Linked DNA regions of Homo sapiens: region 1 is linked to region 2. The links are chromatin loops, found by intact Hi-C in ENCODE. Cell type or tissue: PC-3. All regions are shown on one strand.

Region 1 (5,000 bases), 78 kb before region 2:
TTTGTCCTTAAAAATATGAATTTTTACCCTTTCAAGCTGAGGCAAATTCAAAAGAGAATCTTCCAAAATGTCTTGTTCAGTAACATCCCTGCTAGGATAGATGTACAGCCTCCCAAAGTGAATACCTTTACAAGGCTCCTGTTTTTATTTATTCTTTTATTTTTTAAAAAAAAAATTCTTTTATTCTTTTAAAAAATGAGTCAGTTGATAATCTTATCTGATGCCAAAAACAAAGTTAAATTATCATAAGGGAGAAGAAATTCTGCCTTTCTTATGTGTGGCTTGTAGGAAATGCATACATCTTAATACATATGTTTAGTTAGTTTAGCGGTACACCAGCAGCGCAGTATCTGGGGAGCTTAGGGTCTCTGAATGCTGCAGCTTCCCCTGTCAAGCAGAGAAAAGCTTAGGTTCAGTTCCCCTTCTGGGAGTAGGGGTACATGGGTCCCTGATCCCAGCTAGCTTGGTATCCAGGTATCCTAGAATAAATACCCAGGGTCATTTGTGGGCAATCCTGCTCCTTGTGTCAGTATTTTTGTCCTTTGCTCAACCTCTAAATGTCTGTATTCCCTGTGGTTCTGCCTTTAGCCCTCTGGATTTTCATGCTATGCCTTTTTTTTCTGCGAAAAAAACCATCAAAACCCATGGCTTTAATAACTGTTTCCACTCTATTGACTCTAAATCAGACACCCCACAGGCACCTCAAACCTAAAGAAGCTACTGTAAACTCACTGTGTTTGATACCTAATCTGTTCCTCCCACTACTGTATTTTTCACCTCAACCATCTGTCCCATCATTCATTCAAAAGACCATACCAGAATCTCAAGGATCATTTTTAGAGTCCTCCTCTAGTATTTTCTCTCTCCCTCCACATTCCATCAATGACTAGATCACATAGATTTTACTTTTTAAGTATCCTTCAAGTCAGTTTCTACTTTTCACCTTAACCCGCTCAACCTTAGTTCAGGCTATCACTTATTCTAGTCTGGAGTAGGACTATTACCTCCCAGTAATACCTCCTGGTCTGTCCCTCTAATATATGCTCCATACTATTGCCAGAAGGAGTTGCCTATAGACGAAATCTGGTCATGTCACTCCTCTCATGAACATGCTTCAATGGCTCCTCATCATTTTTAGGAGAAAGTTCCACAAAGTCATTCATTCAATTATGAAATATTTATTAATCAATTACACTGTCCCAAGTGCTGTGGGAGATGCCATAGTTAGAGAAAACAAAACAACGCATGATTTTTACTAAAAAAGCTCCTAGTTATGCTTATGTAGAAATAGGTTTCAGATTCTTTGGAGAAAGTTGTGAAACAATGGAAACTTTATTGAAATTGGCAACACAAATGCTGTGATTCAAGCTTTCTTCACCCTTTCTAATTCTACAGAAAAACAGCATCAAATAGATGATCTGTGGGGTCCCAGTCTGAGTTCTTTGCCTATTGAAGCCCCACGCTTACTTTTACTCATTCTGTTTGAACTGTAGTGAGGATATTCTCAGAAAGATTAAAGGAGAACCTAGCGCAAAAGTGTCTTTAGCATCTCAAGGAGACTTAAACACCATTCCTCTGGATTCCTATACCTCAATGGATGCTTTGCCTGTCGGTATCCACATTGGTTCACCCTTGGGTCAGATAGCTGTCCCATGCTTTCTAAACACAAAATAAAAGATGCTGTACATCACTTGGTCTCTAATAACATGCCACAGCTTTGATGCAACATTATGGGACTACAGTATCTAATTGGCTTGGTGTGTGCTTCCTGTCTACTCCTGTAATAAAGATCGCATTAGGTTTGCTTTATGTGTATGACTTGACTTTAAATAAGAACAGTCAAACTCATTTTAAACTAGAGAAAACCTAGGAATTATGTTAGAGGGAATAACCCTTTACGTGATGAACTAATGAATATTTTTTCTTTCTAATTTTCACGAGTCTAGACACATCTTTTGTGAAGAAAAAAAATGCTTTCTGGCTGTTAATTTGACAGCTGGAAATTTTTATTCTGGTTCACCTGGACGTTAATCACTGTTTAGCTTGTGAGGAGGGAGAGAATTGTCTCAGAGAAACTATTTTTGAAGGCTGACTAACAATGGTCTGAGTGACTCACGATGCAGGAAGGTATGCGTTAAGCAGATTGTTGAAAGAGAAAAAAAAAGTTGTTTGATATATTTCCTCCCCTCTGCCAAAGTGTAGACAAGAAAAGGGATTCTTGAGTGCTAGTAAAATTCTGTTTTTTTATCTGAGTGCTGGTTATTAAGTGATTTCAATTCTAATAAATTCATTGAGCCATGCACTCAGGATTTGTGCAATTCTCTGCACATGTTCTACTTCAGTACTTTTTAAAAACTATAGCACTCCCTCTTCACCTGGAGGATGAATAGACCTATGTGTGTATATACACACATGCACACATACATGCTTCCCCTTCATGCAAAGGTTTTATATTTCTAAAAGCACCTTTCTGTTTTAATATATATTTTTTAGTTTTAATAGAACAAGGTCTCGCTATGTTGCCCAGGCTTGTCTCAAACTCCTGGACTCAAGCAATCCTCCTGCCTCAGCTTCCCAAAGTGCTGGGATTAGTCATGAGCCACCGTGCCTAGACTTATCTTCTATTAGACTATAAATTCTCTCTTTTTCATTAGACTCTAGGGCAAATGTCTTATTTAGTCTGTTCTGTCTATTGGAACTAGCACATAGAAAATACTTCATAAATACACTCTGAATGAGTGAGCAAAAGAACATATAAATCAAGGGTTCCCAACCCCCAGGCTGTGGACCGGTATTGGTCCACGGCCTGTTAGGAACCAGGCTGCACAGTAGGAGGTGAGTGGAAGAGGAGCAAGCATTTCCACCTGAGCTCCATTTCCTGTCAGATCCATGGCATTAGATTCTCAGAGAAGCGTGAACCCAATTGTGAACTGTGCATGCGAGGAATCCAGGTTGCACACTCCTTATGAGGATCTAATGCCTGATGATCTGAGGTGGAGCAGTTTCATTCTGAGACCATCCCCACCCTGGTCCATGGAAAAATAGTCTTCCATGAAACTGGTCCCTGGTGCCAAAAACGCTGGGGCCCGCTGATATAAATGACAAAACTAAAGAAATTAGAAACAGATTTTAGTGACTCAGAATAGAAATATAGTAAATTAGTATTCTCTACATTGTAAACAACAATTATGATCATGTCTATCTTAGTTGTTAGCCAGGTTCAATAGGCAGTTTGAATTTCATAATCCTGGTTAAATATTTTTATTTTATTACTTATTTTTATTTTTATTTTATTATTATTTTTTGAGACAGAGTCTTGCTCTGTCACCCAGGCTGGAGTGCAGCATTGCAATCTCGGCTCACTGCAACCTCTGCCTCCGGGTTCAAGCAATTCTCCTGCCTCAGCCTCCAGTGTAGCCGGCTGATTTTTGTATTTTTAGTAGAGACAGGGTTTCACCATGTTGGACAGGCTGGTCTCGAACTCCTGACCTTGTGATCTGCCTGCCTCAGCCTCCCAAAGTTCTGGGATTACAGGCTTGAGCCACTGCACCCAGCCAGTAATGCTGGTTAAGTGTTAAATATAATGTTTGACCAACCAAACCAGCCTATTCTTCAATGTTACCAAATAAATATCAAGAAGAGTAAGGTCTCTATGACTTAGTGATAGACTTTAAGGAGTGTTGGAACCACACTACTGTAGGGTTAGAAGGGCTTAGTGCTGGAGTGGAGGACACAGCACAGCGTCCCCCTCCATGTAGAATCTGCACATATGCCATGAGAGAGGGACCTGACATGACATGTGTCCAGTTTAGTTAGCCTGTAAGGTTTCTTCAGTCATTGTCTTAAAATAATTGGTGCTTGTACTATTAAGGAACCAATAGAACAAGTAGAATGCTTTAAAATATTTCTAGTTAATGACCTTTACTATTGTTTTCTATTCTATTAGGTTTCAGAAAGCCCCTCTGGAATAATGTGTATTATACCATGATTTCAAAAGTGGGGTGGGGTGATAATACATTAGTTATTCATTTATGTATAACAAGTTACTCCAAACTGTAATGGCTCAAAACAACCATAAACATTTATCTCTCATAGTTTCTGTGAGTTTGAAACTTAGGAGCAATTTTGCTGAGCAAGTGAATGTTCCAAAAAGGTTAAGTCACTTGCTCAAAGTTATACTGCTAATAAGTAGTCAGGCTAGGATTTGGAACCAGTTTCTAATGACCAGCAGTGACACTGGTGGCCAGGATATCAATTAGGAAGCTATAGCAATAGCTCAAGTAAAAAATAACTTAGGGAAGTTCCAACTTACAGTACAGGTAGCAGAAGCGGAAATATTTTGGCAGTTGGTTGTGGGGCCACCCTGAGAACCAGATAACAGAGTGTCTGGCCCGAGGCACAGTGCTTTAGAAGGCTGTGTTCTGGCCACTGCTCTCCTCCCCACAGAACCAGGTCCATAGGTCTAAGGGGACTGGCCTGCCTGGAGCCCACACTCTGCCTTTTTTAAACTCAGGTACCTAAATTCCTGGAATTCCCTGCCCAGACTGCCACAGGATTCTTAGATTTTCCCTGCAGAGGCCAGACTTGCTATTTGTATACACAGCTCTGAGGCCTGAGGAGTAGCCAAGGGTGGCTGTTTGCCAAGGGTTTGGGCAGAGTTTGACATTGGGAGAATGGTGGGAGGTCCACATGCATGTGTAGGCCTCACAGTGCTGGAAGGAGCCAGTGGTAAAAAGAGAAAGAAAACAGGCCGCAACTGGGGGCCGTCTCTCCTCATGTAGCCTAGTCCTCTGCAGAACACCAAGGAATGTGAGAATCTGACATTATAATCTGGCCTCCCAGGTCATTATGAAGTGCATTTGTCCAGTGAGGAGGACCGAATACATTTTAGTTAAAAATAATTAGAGCTTCCTTTGTAACTTTTAAGCATTTGAATATACACTTTATGTGCCTCTTGTTTGCACCCTGGTTGATCCAATGGGATCATACTGGAGATGTAT
Region 2 (5,000 bases):
TCTTCCACAAATAGCATAGCTTTCCTTTATAATACTTGGGATTCTAGGAAGGATAAACCGTTCTTTGACATTTGGGTTTCAGATTGTACATGAGTGTCCAGAACTTCACTGCCTGTGCTGGCAGAGTAAATGGCCCCATCTAGCTCCACAAAGAGCAGTCTGGGAACGGGCAAAGCAGGCTGAGTCCTCATGCAAAGAGCAACATCAGATGACTTGAATCTTGGTGTGAGGCCTGGACCCCATGACTGCACCTGCCTACATCTTGCTCCCTCCCTTTGTGCTCTGGCATGCATTTGCCCCTCACTTCCCTGTCCTCCCACGTACTTCTTCATTTCTGTCCTCCAGGTCAACGCCTGTTCCAGCTTTTTAAACCTTGGCACTACAAACAAGCATCTACCATCCCGTCTGGGCTCCCCACAGCCGCTGCTCTAATTTACTGACTCCTAGGCACTCTCTCCCAGGGTCTGCTGTGGCCTGGAGGGCAGGACCCAGTTGTAAGTAGAAACATGGATGACTGTAGGTTTAAAGGCAGAGACAGTAGGCAAGGAACTTGATTTTGGTCACAACAGCACAATTTAGATAGAACTACACAGAAGGTTTTATGTCTGTTCATTGAGAACACTATTGTTTCCTTTGTTGCTGTAAAAAAATGCAAAGAATTAAAATATACTTTTTCTTATGAGAACTTAACTAGGAGATGAGGAAGTGAATGATAAAAGGAGGATGTCCCAATTTGCAGGTTATCCAAGTTTCTTCTTCTCTGGCCTATTTTTTCTGACCTGTTTTACTCCTACTTTGCCTTCCAAAGGATGATCAGGACCAATTTCCCATGTACTAATCTTGAGCCTCATAAGAACACAAGGAATGCCACCCAGGATGAGAGAAATAGTTTATTTTCACAGTGCCACCAAAGGACAAGGAGATAAAAGATTGTTGGGCATGGTCCTCTGTGATGGCCTCAGTGGCTGGGGCTTGTCACTAATTTTAGTAACCCTACTATTGATCAGAAGTACACCAAAATTCAAAACTTTTTGGAATAAAAAAAAGAAGCTTATCAGTTTGATGACTTTCTACTTTATAGAAATTATAATCATTTTCATCATATGGGGCTGGAAAAATCTACATTTCTGGATTTACAAAGCAAGTGCAGAATTACCTGATTTGGTTGCTTAGCTATGCTGGTCTGTAGCCTGTACCTAAGTTTTTGACCATTTCACTTGGAAAAGAAGAAAGGAAAGGGAAAGGAAAAGAAGGAAGAAAATAAATTGACTGAATGAAAATAAAGAGGAGAGGAGTGGAGGGAAGGAAGGGAAGAACAGGAGAGAAGAGGAGAAAAGAAGAAAAGAAAGAAAAGAAGGAACAAATAAACTGACTGAACAATTGAAAATATGCCCAGCACTTGAAACAGCCTTTGTCTCTTTCATGGTGATGCCAAGAAGTCATTCAAAATGAAAATCATGGAACATAAACAAGACTCTCAAAGGAAGGACAGAGAAACACTAATTCTCTGTTTACCAAGCCATTGATGGAAAAGGCGTTAGTGATGGAACAGGCTTTAGTGATGGAACAGGCGTTAGTGGTTAAGCTTTTCAAAGCATGTTCACACACTGTCTATCTTAGTCCTGACAATAACCCTGAAAGGCAGGCAGAGCAGTTATGATCATTTCCATCCTACAATGGAGGAAATGGAGGCTAAGGTCAGAAGGGCAATGAACAATGGAGTCAAAAATAAACTAAGTAATAAATGAAAAAACAACAACAGGGAAATTGGTAAAGTGAAACAGGAAGAGAGAAACGAGGCATGAGCAAAAAGTTAAGAGAGATGACCTGTTTGATGGAGAGGGAGGAAAACAACCTAGATGAAGCAGAGACTTCTGACTGGGCACAGAGGGAAAGGTGGGCCAAGGGAGGTAGTGGAGTTTGGGCTTAATTTTGAAACTCCATACAAAGCCACATTAAATTATTTTTTAACCACGCTGAAACTACAGGCAAAATATAGTACAGACAACATCCTTGTGCTCTCTGTAATCTCTATGAAGCATGTATGAACTGTTCCTTCAGCAACCCTCAGTACTATTATTAGTATTATTCCCATTTTACTATAAGGAAACTGAAGTACAGAGGTTACATAAACTGCCCAAGGTTGTGAAGGTAATAAGGGGCACAACTGGTATTTGAATGAAGCAGGCAGGATTCAGAGTTCATGCCCTTAAGCACTGCAATATAATATTCCTCTAAACAAAAGGAAGATTCTTCGCGAAGTGCCTTTTAGCAGGTCTCCTATGCTACACCTTGCCAATTACTGAAAGAGTCTATTCTCGTGAGAGATAACAACAAAGACAATTCGAGTTGTGGAATTTTTACTTGCCTATTCAGTGGAATCCATAAAGAGCCAACACATGTACTGTTATAAGTGGAATGTCTAACATCTGAAATCTTCAGAGGCTTCAAATTATATGCATACAACAATAAAACCTATAAGAAAAATAAAAGGGGTATAAAATGTGACATCAAAATTAGAGTTTAGCTCAAAAACTACAGCATTAGTTCACAAAATAATATCACTGTACTTTGAAAAGTATTTGTTTAGAAGAGAAAAATTGGGTTTTCAATTCACCTGAAAGAGAAATGATGTGAACCAGAATTGTACAAAGGTTGTAGGATGAAAATAAATACTATTTGGTAACAATATGATATTATTTTTGAAGAGTGACATTTTGTATTGCAATTAAGTTTATATTTCAGCTTTTGAAGGCCCTCTACAGTAAGTATTAAGCATACACCTGGTAAATAGCCAACTTTGTTCCTTGTTACTTCTCAATGTGTACCGTTCCCATAAGTGGGCATAGTCATTTCTATGAGTTCACTTATGCTGTTGCCTTCCTCTTCTCTCCATTTATCCAATCCACACACAGCTTTCTAGCCACCACAGCTAAGATGAAACGTCCCTTGATGATTCATGCTCTAGTAATTTCCCTGTTGTTTGGATTCTGACAATTCTTAGAGTCAGTTGCATAAGTTATAGCACCTACTTAGTTATGGATTTGTAGCGTTTGAGAGTCACAGAAGCTTAGAGATAATCTGGTCTAATTCCTTCATTTCAGATATAAGAAAGCTATTGTCCAGAGCTGCCAATCAAAACCGAGTAATTAGGCATATTGAGGCTCAGAGAACAGAGCCCCAAAGTAACAAAGGACGTTAGAAGGCCTTAGAAACTACCTCAGAACCAAGACCTTTTAACCCAGCACAGGTAGGGGCTCTCTCAGGAGGTTCCCGTATCTGCCTGAGAAAACTTCTTCCAAAAGACGTACAATAGTCTTGAAGCTCCCTTTCTAGGAATCTCATTAAATAACCAAGAAAGATTAAGCACCAGAGAGGAGAAAAGACTAAAAGTCATCACCAGGCCCACACAGAGTTTTTGTCTATTCTTCTGAGGGCAGCTTGGAGAGATTGCCTGGGAGACTTTATCTGCATAATCGGACAACCTTTGTTTGCAGTGTTGTGCTACCGCTCTTCTTCCCATAACTTCCCACAAGCTATTGTCTGTTCTTGGTCCCATTCAAACAGATCATTCAAAAACTATGGTCTACCCTTTGGGTCCATTCAGTTCCGGTATGAGTAATTGGGTAATCATTCTCTTGTTATTTTCCTGTGCTTATACACATTACTAAATTTGTATGCTTTTTCTCCTGTTAAGCTATCTATTGTCAGTATTATTTTGGTAGACTTTATTAGACCCAAATCTTTAGAAGAGGAGGAAAAAACTCTCTTCACCCCTAAAAGCACATGCCTTTACCTCTGCTTCCTCACAAAGTAAACTAAGATAAGAGTAAAGGTATTTTTAAAAGGCGTAAGTACACAAGGACAGAAAGAACACAAGAGGAGATGAAGCAGACAAAAGATGTTAGCAACACTATGAAGGACAGAAAGCACCTGGAAGAACAAAGCTGACTCAGCAGAAAGGAAAGGCTGTGTCCTAAGTGTTTTCAGAGGGGTTGCCAACAACAAGCATGACTGAGAACACCGAGAAGCTCAGGAACTGGAGGCTCAGGTACCTTTAAAGGCAGGAGTAGGTGGCACTGCAAACAGGGAGTAACATTAGACAACCTCCCTTTCATCTGGGTGGGTACAACCTGGAGACTCCTCCTTTCCCTTGCCTCCTCTCTCCCGGCTGAACTTCTTCTATTTTGCTCTCTGCTTATGTTAAATCAGAGAGGATCTATGCTAAGGGACGTTAGGTACAACGCTCAGGTGCTTTACTAAAAACATTGGAATTAAGTGAAAGTCTGTATTCTGAATGAGAGACATCCTGCTACCCCACAACAGCCCCTTCTCAGAATGTAGTAAATTAGGCAGGAGTCTAACAGAATTGTCTTTGGGGAAACTGATATGTCAAAGAGAAAAGACCTACAGGTGCTGAAATTTCATCATCCTCCAGTGAAACTACTGCCTCCTTCTGCAGTTATCCTGTAATGAGGCCCACAAGTCAATATCTAACTAAATATGCTTTTTAGTGTTTCACTTCAAACATAAGTAGACAGTCAAGAGTCACTAGACAGGAAATGAAAGGCAAAAACTAAAACTAACAGAAGGGAAATTGCAGAATAAGATATAAGACAAAGATCAGGAGAAAACTCCAATGAAACCATAATTAATATCCTCAGATAGAAGAAAGACAACATTGTATCTGTGAAACAAGAACAGGATACTAACAAAATGGGACAATCAGAGAACAAGGAAGACTACTTAAAAATAAAAATATGATCAAAACAACTAAATAATCAAGAAAAGATTGAAAATATAAAGTTGAATCCATCTCCCCAAAAGTGAAACCTAAATTTAAAAACGTAGATAATAGGGAAAAAAATGAGAAAAGTAAACACTTAATCCAATTGGTTCAATAACTGAATAATAGAAATTCCAAAAGGTACTAAGATAATCAGAGGGAGGAAATTATTAAATAAAAAAAGGCCATGAACTGAAGAATATTACTTTCCATT

Evidence for each region. A loop is a pair of places that touch in the nucleus more often than their neighbours do. Peaks named below come from ENCODE experiments on the same cell type or tissue, not always from the same donor. Only the 100,000 strongest peaks of a DNase experiment are listed, where the experiment ranks them.
Region 1: a loop joins it to region 2, with 4 times the contacts of the local background. A loop is called at or near these places in 2 of 110 quality-filtered maps.

What each region holds. Positions count from the first base shown.
Region 1 is chr12:96,886,847-96,891,846 of GRCh38, reverse strand. No RefSeq gene overlaps it. Among named protein-coding and RNA genes, the nearest start is that of NEDD1, 18 kb to the left of the region's middle. In PC-3, no CTCF peak of the experiment used is centred here; a DNase peak (open chromatin) is centred at 2,106; H3K4me3 peaks cover 463 bases; H3K27ac peaks cover 1,611 bases.
Region 2 is chr12:96,809,211-96,814,210 of GRCh38, reverse strand. CFAP54 (cilia and flagella associated protein 54) reads right to left here. Exons shown (of 68, transcript NM_001306084.2): 64 at 2,369-2,475. Among named protein-coding and RNA genes, the nearest start is that of NEDD1, 96 kb to the left of the region's middle. In PC-3, CTCF peaks have their summits at 2,564 and 2,765; DNase peaks (open chromatin) are centred at 2,910, 3,560 and 3,950; H3K4me3 peaks cover 1,516 bases; H3K27ac peaks cover 3,332 bases.